2 separate regions of the Homo sapiens genome follow, and region 1 is linked to region 2. A link is a contact called in ENCODE Hi-C or POLR2A ChIA-PET data. All regions are on one chromosome and are shown on one strand. The core of a region is the stretch at or near the end of the contact, and the rest is flanking DNA. Distances in the headings are between cores, read along the strand shown.

The links. Hi-C counts contacts between places; a loop is a spot of excess contacts on that map. ChIA-PET counts read pairs that join two places held with the same protein, here RNA polymerase II (POLR2A).
Region 1: a loop to region 2 is called in a map of PC-3, with 8 times the contacts of the local background. The contact joins two enhancer-like sites. A Hi-C loop is called at or near these places in 1 of 168 maps with a recorded cell type or tissue (PC-3). POLR2A ChIA-PET finds 5 or more read pairs at or near these places in 1 of 52 experiments (BJ).

Annotation. Positions count from the first base shown.
Region 1 is chr6:73,076,586-73,081,830 of GRCh38, reverse strand. It overlaps KCNQ5 (potassium voltage-gated channel subfamily Q member 5), which reads right to left. Exons shown (of 14, transcript NM_019842.4): 4 at 4,334-4,509; 5 at 3,944-4,069. Among named protein-coding and RNA genes, the nearest start is that of KCNQ5-AS1, 64 kb to the left of the region's middle. RefSeq lists an enhancer at 4,828-5,245. Within about 2 kb of position 1,795, at least 4 of the 41 ENCODE cell types and tissues checked have a DNase peak (open chromatin) inside an H3K27ac peak, as active enhancers do; they include PC-3, where a contact is called at or near this core.
Region 2 is chr6:73,231,920-73,237,575 of GRCh38, reverse strand. The region is part of intron 4 of LOC122539213 (KHDC1-KHDC1L); the gene reads left to right. Among named protein-coding and RNA genes, the nearest start is that of KHDC1L, 9.3 kb to the right of the region's middle. Within about 2 kb of position 2,660, at least 2 of the 41 ENCODE cell types and tissues checked have a DNase peak (open chromatin) inside an H3K27ac peak, as active enhancers do; they include PC-3, where a contact is called at or near this core.

The DNA.
Region 1 (5,245 bases), core at 546-3,045, 150 kb after region 2:
AAATGAGATGGCTGAGGCTATGGTCAGATTATAATTTAAGACACTGGTTAGGCTAAAGTTTTTTTTCTTTTCAATAGCAGAATTAATTCCAAATCAGGAGATATAAATCCTTCTTTCTTTCAGGCAACAAATCAACAAATATTTATTGACCTGATTTTGAAGATACAATTATGTTTTTAGTAAATCTATGTACATTAGTTTATAGCTAATGTGTTCAGGTGAACAATATACTGTTGGTAGATTTCCGTGGCACGGTATAATTCTCCCCAAGGGAGTCTTTGAGGCAGGGTCTCACTCAAGCACCCAGGCTGGAGTGCAGGAAAACCTGATCTTAAGTTATTTCAAAATAAATCTAAAGCAGATCAAAAAGAGAAAAATCACTCCCACAAAACAGGAAGGATTTAATAACAGAAAATAACTCCAGGGAAACCCATTCTTAAATTATTTCAGAATAAATCTGGAACAACCAAAAATGAGAAAAATAACAATAGAAAATGATAATAAATGGAGCTCTATCCAACAATCAGAAGATCCCCTTTTCCAGCAACTCTCAGTGCCTCAGCTACTAGAGCTACTTCCCTCTTCCATTTTCTGCCATCAATGCAACTTTAGTTGCCACATCAGAACCCAGGACATCTTTTCATCACAACCTCCAATTCCCAAGCCTCTTCTGTGTTCAAACTGTGGGTCTGCATCAAAACACATAGCTCTTTTTTTGTTCCTTTTGTATTAAAGGTGCTTTCATTTAACTTCCACAGCAATGATGTCTACACCAACAATAGCTCTCATATTTGATTGGGCACTTGCTATGTTCTTGGTACCAGGTCTTTTATATCTATTTCACTTACTCAATGAACTAGGTATTGCTATTCACTAATATGAAACTGCTTTCAGGGATCAAAGTTTTTTGGGCAGCACTGATCCCACCATGATATCCCTCCAAATGTTGATCTAGGGGACAGATCTCACTATCTTAATGGAAGGAGTTCCAGAGTTAGTATTGAAAATTCACTGGCACAGCGTATCTGTGGAACAAAACCTATATTTTGATACTTAATGTTGATACTGTGGGATCTTTTAATATAGGGGATTTCCTTTTTTCATCAAAGTGTAACACTTAGAAATACTCTCATTTAGGATGCTATCATTTCCCTATTTATTCTGGATACTTCCATAGTTATTAAGGTTTCCATTAGGTGCAACATGCGCAATTTTAACTAAGAAATACCCAACCATAATTTTCACTAAGGTCTTGATTAATGTATAAATAAAAGGTATAATAGTCTAAATTTATTTTATTTCCCACTAGGAATCTAGTATATGTTCTTCTTAAAATGAATAGAAACAATGAGCTCTCTTGTTTGTTTGCTTCTTCTGTCTTTTTAGGATTCAGACAATTTCATTAATGAGTCAGTTAATATCAACAAACCTGCTACGGACCAATAAGGCCTTAAAAAATTCTTCGAAGTTTGATCTCTTATAAAATTTTTACTCTCATATTCAAGACTAGATTTTTTTTAAAAATAGAAACATAATTAGGCCATTCAGGAACCTGTTAAGTACGGGTTAAATGTCAGTCAAATTAGCAGAACTGAAAGGCAAATCAATGAAAATGTTTCTTCCCCTGAAAGTCACAGATATGACCTTTGAAAACCTACCGTGTGGGTTATTCTGGCAAAAGAAACAAACTGATGACTAACTGAGAGGTATATTAAGAGTTTCCCACACACTGTTTAACACACAATACAGCAATTCTTTTTTGTAATAAGGAGAAATGGAAGACTAATAAAAAGAAAGATAATGAGCTCCCAGGCTAAACTCACCAACAACTGCATCTCAGTGGCAAAAGGGGCACCTGGGTGCCTCAGTAAGTCAAATACATTAGAATTATCCAAGAGAAGCAAAAATTAAACTTGAATTCAAACCATTGCTTTGAAGGCTGGGATGATAAACTGTCTTCCCCTTGCTGGCAAGAAAAGCCTCCTGTTTTCTCAGTTTACAGTTTATCCCATCATGAGTCACAGATTTTCATTTGCTCTCTACATATAAAAAGTATTTTAAGAGTGTCAGATGACTGCTCTCTTTCAAGCTTCCACTCTTTTTCGAAATGCCCATTATTGCTTGTGAATAGTGAAGAGCAGCCGGAAACCACATTATTAAACCAACGGAATCCTTTGAAACCAATGGCATAATCTTGTAGACATTTACTTAGATAACTTAAGAAAAAAATTCGAATCTTTAGGTGAATGTATTTCTCATTTTTATTCATTTTATTGCTGCTATGCAATCAACAAATACAACAAGTTCTGCTAAATACAGCCCTAACAAATTTTCCCCCTCTCTGACAAATGTTCTGGGTCTTGCTGATGAGCTTTTGATGACTAGTGGAACAATGCAACAATTGGTAACTCTGTGCTTCACTAAACAAACAAATAAAAAGCCTATCATTGTTTAAATCACAGCTTAAGAAAATGATATATTTTTATTTTGGCAACAATCTAGAACTCAAGAAATACTAAGGGTGGTTTAAAAGAGAACTCACGGGGTTTTTTGAACCAAAACGATATGGACATTCTTTAGACAAGCATTTATAATCTACCTGCCAGGCTTAAGTGATTCTGCCACCTCAGCCTCCCAGGTAGCTGGAACTACAGGAGTGTGCCACCACACCTGGCTAATTTTTGTATTTTTTGTAGGGATGGGGTCTTGCCATGTTGCCCAGGCTGGTCTCAAATGCCTGAGCTCAAGCAACTGGCCCGCCTTAGCCTCCCAAAGTGCTTGGATTACAGGCGTGAGCCACCATGTTTGGCTATGATTATTTTCATATAACTCCCCTTTGGAATACCTTAAAGGAATAAAATAAAAAGAAATGTAATTTATACATTGCATAAAGCACTCCTATATCCCATGTCATTCTTATTACGGCATAGCTCCAATGACTGTTTCATAAATTCTTTACAATGCAGGGAAAATTTTTGCTTCAGTGGAAAACTATGCGTTGTTCAGAGTACACCCTTCCAGGTTTTTGGATTCTGATTTTATGGGGCTCTGCTCTTTTCATAGCCTTTGAGCTATTTTACAACTCTGTAAGTTGTTGATAACTGGTAGCAATGCAAAATAATTCTTGCCTATGGACATGTAAATAAATTCTGCCTAGTGGAGGTTGAACTGACTTCCCTCCCACACTGTGGAAGGAGCCAGTTTTGCCTCTATTTGCACATTGATTTCAATATTCCTGATCTTTAAATGTTTCTGTCCTTTGGATAGTGCTTTGAACTGGTTTTAACATCTTACTGGTTTCTTCATTAATAATGACTTAAACTTTTAAAATGAGTTAAATGAATGTTTAGCATGTGTTAATTTTCTTTCTATGTAAGAATCATGATTTTACTTTATTTATTTGGAAAATTATTCTTTAATAATATAAAGAAAAAGTAGGTTTTGAGAGGAAAGTTTTGAAATTAGGTGACTATAATCTCTGATCTCACAGATGGTTACCAGTCTTCTTTTTCATTTCTTTGTGCTGCAATTTTATTCACAGCTTCCATTCATTTTTTAACCCCAGATAAACTTTTGAAGAGCGGAAAATCAATGCAACAATTGATCATTTAAATTTGTGCTCCACAAAGTTAAAACAAATAAACAAACTATCAATGTTTTAATCACCATTTTAAAAATGATATATATTTATATATTTTATATATTTTTAATTTTGGCAACAATCTAGCACTCAAGAAATATTAATGATGGTTTACAAGACAACTTAGTTGGCCTAAAAAGATGTGGAAAGCCTTTAGACAATAATAAGTAGTATTTATTTTCCATATAACTCTCTTTCGCAATTTAATATTTTTATTGAAACCATCCATAGGAACCATTACGTTGTATTAAAAAAAAACAATTCACAACATCCAATAAATAAAAAATGTATTTTTATACTTACTGTGCCCCACCAGAGAGCATCTGCATATGTAGAAAACTCTTTATTGGCATCCTTTTCCACCAGATAGACAAGGAAAGACGAAAAAATAAGAACCAAAAATCCTATGTACCAAGCTGTGATTAATTCCTAGATATAAAAGGAATGAAAGATTTTTAGAGGTGGGAAATCTTTGAAAAAGGAAAAAAGAATTCTATGAGGATTCTATTCACTTTACTACTTCTTGGATGTTTATGATGGCTCTTAAATAATCCATTGTACATCATGTCCCAAAATTGTTTTAACCATTTTCTGCAATGACTAAGTTTTCTTGTGACAGGTTTATTAACTATTACAGCGATCAATGAAAAAGTTTCAAAAATTGTGTTTTTAAATTCAGAGAGCAAATCTTACCTTGCTGTGAGCATAAACCACTGAACCCAGTAATTTCCAAGTGCCTCCCCTTCGGTCCATGCGCACCATGCGGAGGATCTGTAGGAAACGGAGACTTCTGAGTGCAGACGTGGCAAAAATATTACCCTGAGTTTTTGCAGAAACAACTGCTATTGAAGCGATAAGAACAATGGTATCTGAAAGAAACAGGTCGAAATAGCCACAGTTAGCACGACCAGGAATTTTTATTTACCAAAACAATATTTCCAAAAGGTTCACTTTGACCTATTTAAGGTACAGATAAACAGATCTTGATTCCCAGCTGCACCTAGTGCCACTTGGCCTCTGTGGCATTTCCGAAGACTGAAGAATGAAAAGGCAGAGAATGGGACCTACCTATTGCTGTAGTTCTGACCCTTTGGCCATTCTGCGCTTTACCTATGCAATTTTGAACAACGTATTATTTAACCTTCAACAGATTGGACAATGGTGTTCAAAAAACCCAAGGTTTCAGGGAGCCTTAAGACTTTGGGGCAACCTTTCACAATGTCTCTCGTTTCATCCTTTTTCCTGTGGCAAAAGGATCTCCTGCCTCAGCCCTCAACACCACAGCTTCTGGGTGATGTGACAGAGGCATGTAAATGTGTCCAGCTTGAAAGTGCTGTGAGATATAATCATTTCTCTTGTTTTCCTGCCAAATAAGTTTGCATTTCCTTTCCCCCAAAATTCCCTAATGTGGCACCTGCAACTTTGCATATTGTTTAACAAAGGCCTCAGCTAAGCTGAATACTCTATGCTTCCTGTATAGAGTATTCTTTAGACCTGTTCACCAATTATGTGTAAGTTTGCTGCATAATTAAATAATATTACATTTGTTATAATAGGGTATGTAAGTATAAACACTGTGCATTGCAAGGGAATGAATACTTAATG
Region 2 (5,656 bases), core at 1,411-3,910:
GTATTCCTGAGATGTGATTTGATTTAGGTTGTTAGGTATGGGTCAAATGGGTTTTTATTATTTTTATTATGTATATATTTTAATGTAATTTAATTTTTTTTTTTGGAGACAGAACCTCTGTCACCCAGGCTGGAGTGCAGTGGTATGATCATAGCTCACAGCAGCCTCAAACTCTTGGGCTGCAGTTATCCTCCCACCTCAGCCTCCTGAGTAGTTGGGATTACAGTTGCACACCACCATGCGTATAATTTTTATAATTTTTTTAGACAAGGGGTTTCACCATGTTGGCCAGGCTGGTCTTAAACTCCTGAGCTCAAGTGATCTGTCCCCCTTGGCCTCCCAAAGTGCTGGGATTACATGTGTGAACCACTGTGCCTGGCCTGCAGTGATATTTCTGTCAAACCTGAGAAATACACTGGGGAGAAATCCAATACATATAATAAAATAAAAAATTATGATCAAGGACACTAGACTTAATGTTGAATCAGAGAACCTATAGTAGAGAAAAATACTATAGGTAATATATAAGGCCAATCATTGGCCCACTAGATGGAAAACTTTTATAGCTAGCCCATGTGAAGTTTCAGTCCTGTCTTAATTTATTAAGTATCACTGAATGTACACTGGAAAATATAAACGTATCAATCAGAAATGTTTTAATGTCTTTTCATTCTATTTTGGACGTGAGGAAATCACTTTTTAGTGAGTTGCAACTATACTAAAGTCATAGATTCAGCTATTTTGCACTGAAGGAAGTACACAGTTCTATGACAAAAAAAATTTAAATTAAATTGTATCCGCTGGGCAAGGTGGCTCACACCTGTAATCCTAGGACTTTGGGAGGCCAAGGCAGATTGATCACCTGAGGTCAGGAGTTTGAGACAAGCCTGGCCAACATGGTGAAACCTTGTCTGTACTAAAAATACAAAAATTTGCTGGGCGTGGTGTAATCCCAGCTACTCGAGAGGCTGAGGCAGGAGAATTGCTTGATCCCAGGAGGTGGAGGTGGAGGTTGCAGTGAGCTGACATTGCGCCATTGCACTCCAGCCTGGGCAACAGAGCAAAATTCTTTCTCAAAAAAAAAAAAAAAAAAGAAAAAAAATTGTATCCTTAAGTGATGATTTTGTTGGAAATTTTTTTTATAGATATCATAGTGTATTCAAAGTAAATTAGCTCTTCCTGGTGATTCAGAGCAACAGTCAGGCAAGCTTTTTCTATAAAGTGCCAGATAGTAAATATTTTACGTTCTGTGTCATGCAGTCTCTGTCGAAACTACTCACTCAATGATTACAGTGCAAAATTAGTCAGAGGGAATACATAACTGAATGGTACTGCACTGTCCCAATATAACTTTATTTATAAACACAAAATGAATTGTACATAATTTTATGTGTAAGAAAAAATAATTTGTTTTTTGATTTTTTAGAGCCATGTAAAAATGATTCCTGGCTGGGCGCAGTAGCTCACACCTGTAATCCCAGCACTGTGGGAGGCCGAGGTGGTTTGATCACCTGAGGTGAGGAGTTTGAGACCAGCCTGGCCAACACGGTGAAACCTCGTTTCTACTAAAAATACAAAAATTAGCTGGGTGTGGTGGTGTACGTCTGTAATCCCAGCTACTCGGGAGGCTGAGGTAAGAGAATTGCTTGAACCCGGGAGGCAGAGGTTGTAGTGAGCTGAGATCGCGCCAGTGTACTCCAGCCTGGACAACAAGTGTGACAGTCCATCTCAAAAAAAAAAAAAAAAAAAATTTCTAAACCACAACCTATACAAAAAACAGGCATGAGAAATTGTGGAAGACAGTGTGGTGATTCCTCAAGGATCTAGAGCCAGAAATACCATTTGACCCAGCAATCCCATTACTGGGTATATACCCAAAGGATTATAAATCATTCTATTATAAAGACACATGCACACATGTATTTATTGCAGCACTATTTACAATAGCAAAGACTTGGAACTAACCCAAATGCCCATCAATGATAGACTGGATAAAGAAAATGTGGTACATATACACCATGGAATACTATGCAGCCATAAAAAAGAAGGAATTCCTGTCCTTTGTAGGGACATGGATGAAGCTGGGAGCCATTGTTCTCAGCAAACTAACACAGGAACAGAACCAAATACTGCATGTTCTCACTGATAAGTGGGAGTTGAACAGTGAGAACACATGGACACAGGGAGGTGAGCATCACACACCTGGGCCTGCCGGGGGTGATGAGCAAGGGGAGGGAGAGCATCAGCACAAATACTGAATGTATACAGGGCTTAAAACCTAGATAAGGGGTTTATGGGTGCAGCAAACCACTATGGCACATGTATACTATGTAACAAACCTGCACATTCTGCACATGTAGCCCAGAATTTAAAGTAAAATTTAAAAAAAAGAAAAAAAAGGAAAAGCATTAGTCCTATCTATGTCCTAAATAGTACAAAACTTCAGTAAATAAAAGGCTGTGTTTTATTAATGCATGAATGGAAAGACAAATCAATGGAATAGAATAGAAAACCAAATATACCCCCACATATATGCATAAAAATTTAATATTTGATAAGATGATTCAGATTAATGTGGAAAGGCAGATTACTCAATCAGTGAATGAGTAATCATTGTGATAAACAAGCAAACCATTTAAAAATCCATTTGAGGTCAGGCAGAGTGGCTCACATGTGTAATCCCAGCAATTTGGGAGGCACAGGAAGGGGGATTGCTTGAGCCTGGGAGTTTGAGATCAGCCTGAGAAGATGGTGAGACCTTGTCTCTACAAAAATAAAAAATAAAAAATTAGCCAAGTGTGGTGGTTGCACCTATAGTCCTGGCTACTCGGGAGGCTGAGCTGGGAGAATAACTTGAGCCCAGGAGTTTGAGGCTGCTGTGAGCTATGATCACACCACTGCACTCCAGCCTGAGAGCAAGATACACAGCAAGATAATTCCAACTGAAGGGCTTTGATTTTTAAAGTATAAATAGGAATTCTTCTCTTCTTATTTATTTATTGTTGGCTACCAGATGGAGTGGTCAGGATTTTTCTATAGTATTAGTATTTTGGTACTCAATAGAGCATACACATTTTTATTATAAATTCTTTGATGCTTAATATTATATGACTTGGAAAGTGCTATAAATGAAAATAATAAAGACATACTTTGTGTTTTTCAATCTTGAGGTTTTATGTGATAAAACATTGGTTACCTACAGTTCATTCTCCCTCTTTGGAAAGTGGAACATTGCTGGGCTCAATCAATCAAAATGAGAGAAGTATGTAAAAGGGACCAGAATCATGTAGCATGATTTGAACAGCAAATAACAGGAAACACTTGTCTAGTTGGATGCTAATAAAGCACTGTATTAGTGCCAATAGCAGACATTCCAGGCATATTATGCCAAGGGCTCCCTTCCACCCGTGTTGGCTTCCTCTTCGGGTTGGTAGCAAAATACTTGTAGCCGTTTCCAAAATCATATCCTGTTATAAACACCAGGAGAAAGAAAGAAGATATGAGTCCTTTTTTGTGTCTCTTTTCAGAAATGAGACAACCTCTGCTGGAAGCCTCCTTTAGGTTTTACTTCATTTCAAAATTGGGACATGTGCCATTTCCTAAAGCAATCACTGGCAAGGGGAATGAGATTATCACGATTAGTCTAAACTAATCACCTGGAGTTAAATTGATGTTAGAAGTTAATGTCCATCAGCACTAAACAGGGTTCTATTCTTCTATATTTTGACATCATCTGGGAGTTGAAAAACTGCAACTGTGAGCCAGAGATTGACAGAGTGATAGAGCCACTGAATAAGAAATAGATTTATGACTTGGGAAGTGGAGAAGCCATGCTAAATGAAACCTATAAATTTGAAGCTGCCAATTTCTCATAGATTATCTATTTGTTTAAGTATAAGGAATCTTGAGAAACTCATGTAGGATGCAATAGAACCTATATTTCATTTGAGTGCATATTCATTAACATTTTCCTGCTTTTTAAAAACTCTACAATCAGGCCGGGTGCAGTGTCTCATGCCCATAATCCCAGTGCTTTGGAGGCTGAGCCGGGAGGATCTCTTGAGCCCAGGAGTTTGAGACCTGCCTGGGCAACATAGCAAACCCTGTCTCTACAAAAAACCAAACCAAACCAAAGCAAAAATGCAACAAATTAGCTGGTTGGCGTGGTGCACTTTTGTAGTCCTAGCTACTTGGGAGGCTGAGGCAGGAGGATTGCTTGAATTCGGGAGTTTGAGACTGCAGTGAGCTATGATTGCGCCACTACTCTCTGGCCTGGGCAATAGGGCAAGACTCTGTCTCTAAAAACAAACCAAATAAGAAAAACAAAACCAGGAAACCCTCTATCATCAGAAAATTATCGACACTTTTGGTTTCAGATGTGCCCGTCTTGCTGTGAGTCCACATCCAGCAGGGACAGGCAAAGCTAAGAGCACCAGGGCTCTTCTCCTTCCTGTGTGCGTGCACCTTCCCATGAATATAATAAATAAAGATGATTACTTACTCCATGTGTTACACTTGCAAACCTTGCCTTTTTTATTGCTCTAAAATATGAGGTAACCAAGATTGTGCATAACTAGCATTAGACAACTCACTGCACACTATTTCTAACTGTGTTTGTGGTCCTATGTGGTACTTTGGATAATGTTATTTTCATAATTATGCATGAATAATTTTTCCAGGGCCACCAGCTGGTCCTAGCTGGTTGCCTTCTCCTCTACCCCTGCTGACTACATAAGTGGTTTGTTATTTTCCAAAGATAATTTTCTTAAAACGCTTATGCTTGGGGGTACGCGTGAAGGTTGGTTACATACGTAGACTAGTGTCATGGGGGTTTGTAGTACAGATTATTTCATCACCCAGGTATTAAGCCCATTAGTCACTATTTATCTTTTCTGCTCCTCTCCCTTTTCTTACCCTCCACCCTCAAGTAGACCGCAGTGTCTATTGTTTCCTTCTTTGCGTTCATGAGTTCTCATCATTTAGCTCCCATTTGTAAGTGAGAACAAGTGGTATTTGGTTTTCTCTTGCTGCATTAGTTTGCTAAATATAATGGCCTCCAGCTCCATCCATGTTCCCACAAAATACATGATCTCATTCTTTTTGTTATGGCTGCATAGTGTTCCATGGTGTATATGTACCACATATTCTTTATCCAATCTGTCATTGATGGATATTTAGGTTGATCCTATGTGCTTGCTATTGTGAATCATGCTGCAATGAACATTCATGTGCATGTGTCATTATGGTAGAATGATTTATATTCTTCTGGGTATATACCCAGTAAGGGGATTGCTGGGTCGAATGGCACTTCTGCTTTTAGCAGCTTGATGAATCACTATACTGCTTTCCACAATGGCTAAACTAATTTACACTCCCACCAACAGTGTATGTGTTCCCTTTTTTTCTGCAACCTCACCAGCATCTGTTATTTTTTGACTTTTTAAATAATAGCCATTCTAACTTGTGTGAGTTGGCATCTCATTGTGGTTTTGATTTGCATTTCTCTAATGATCAGTGAAACTGAGCTTTTATTCATATGCTTGTTGGCCACATGTATGTCTTTTGAAATTGTTTGCTCATACCCTTTGCCCACATTTTAAGGGGCTGTTTGTTTTTCTCTTGTAAATTTGTTTAAGTTCATTATAGATCCTGGATA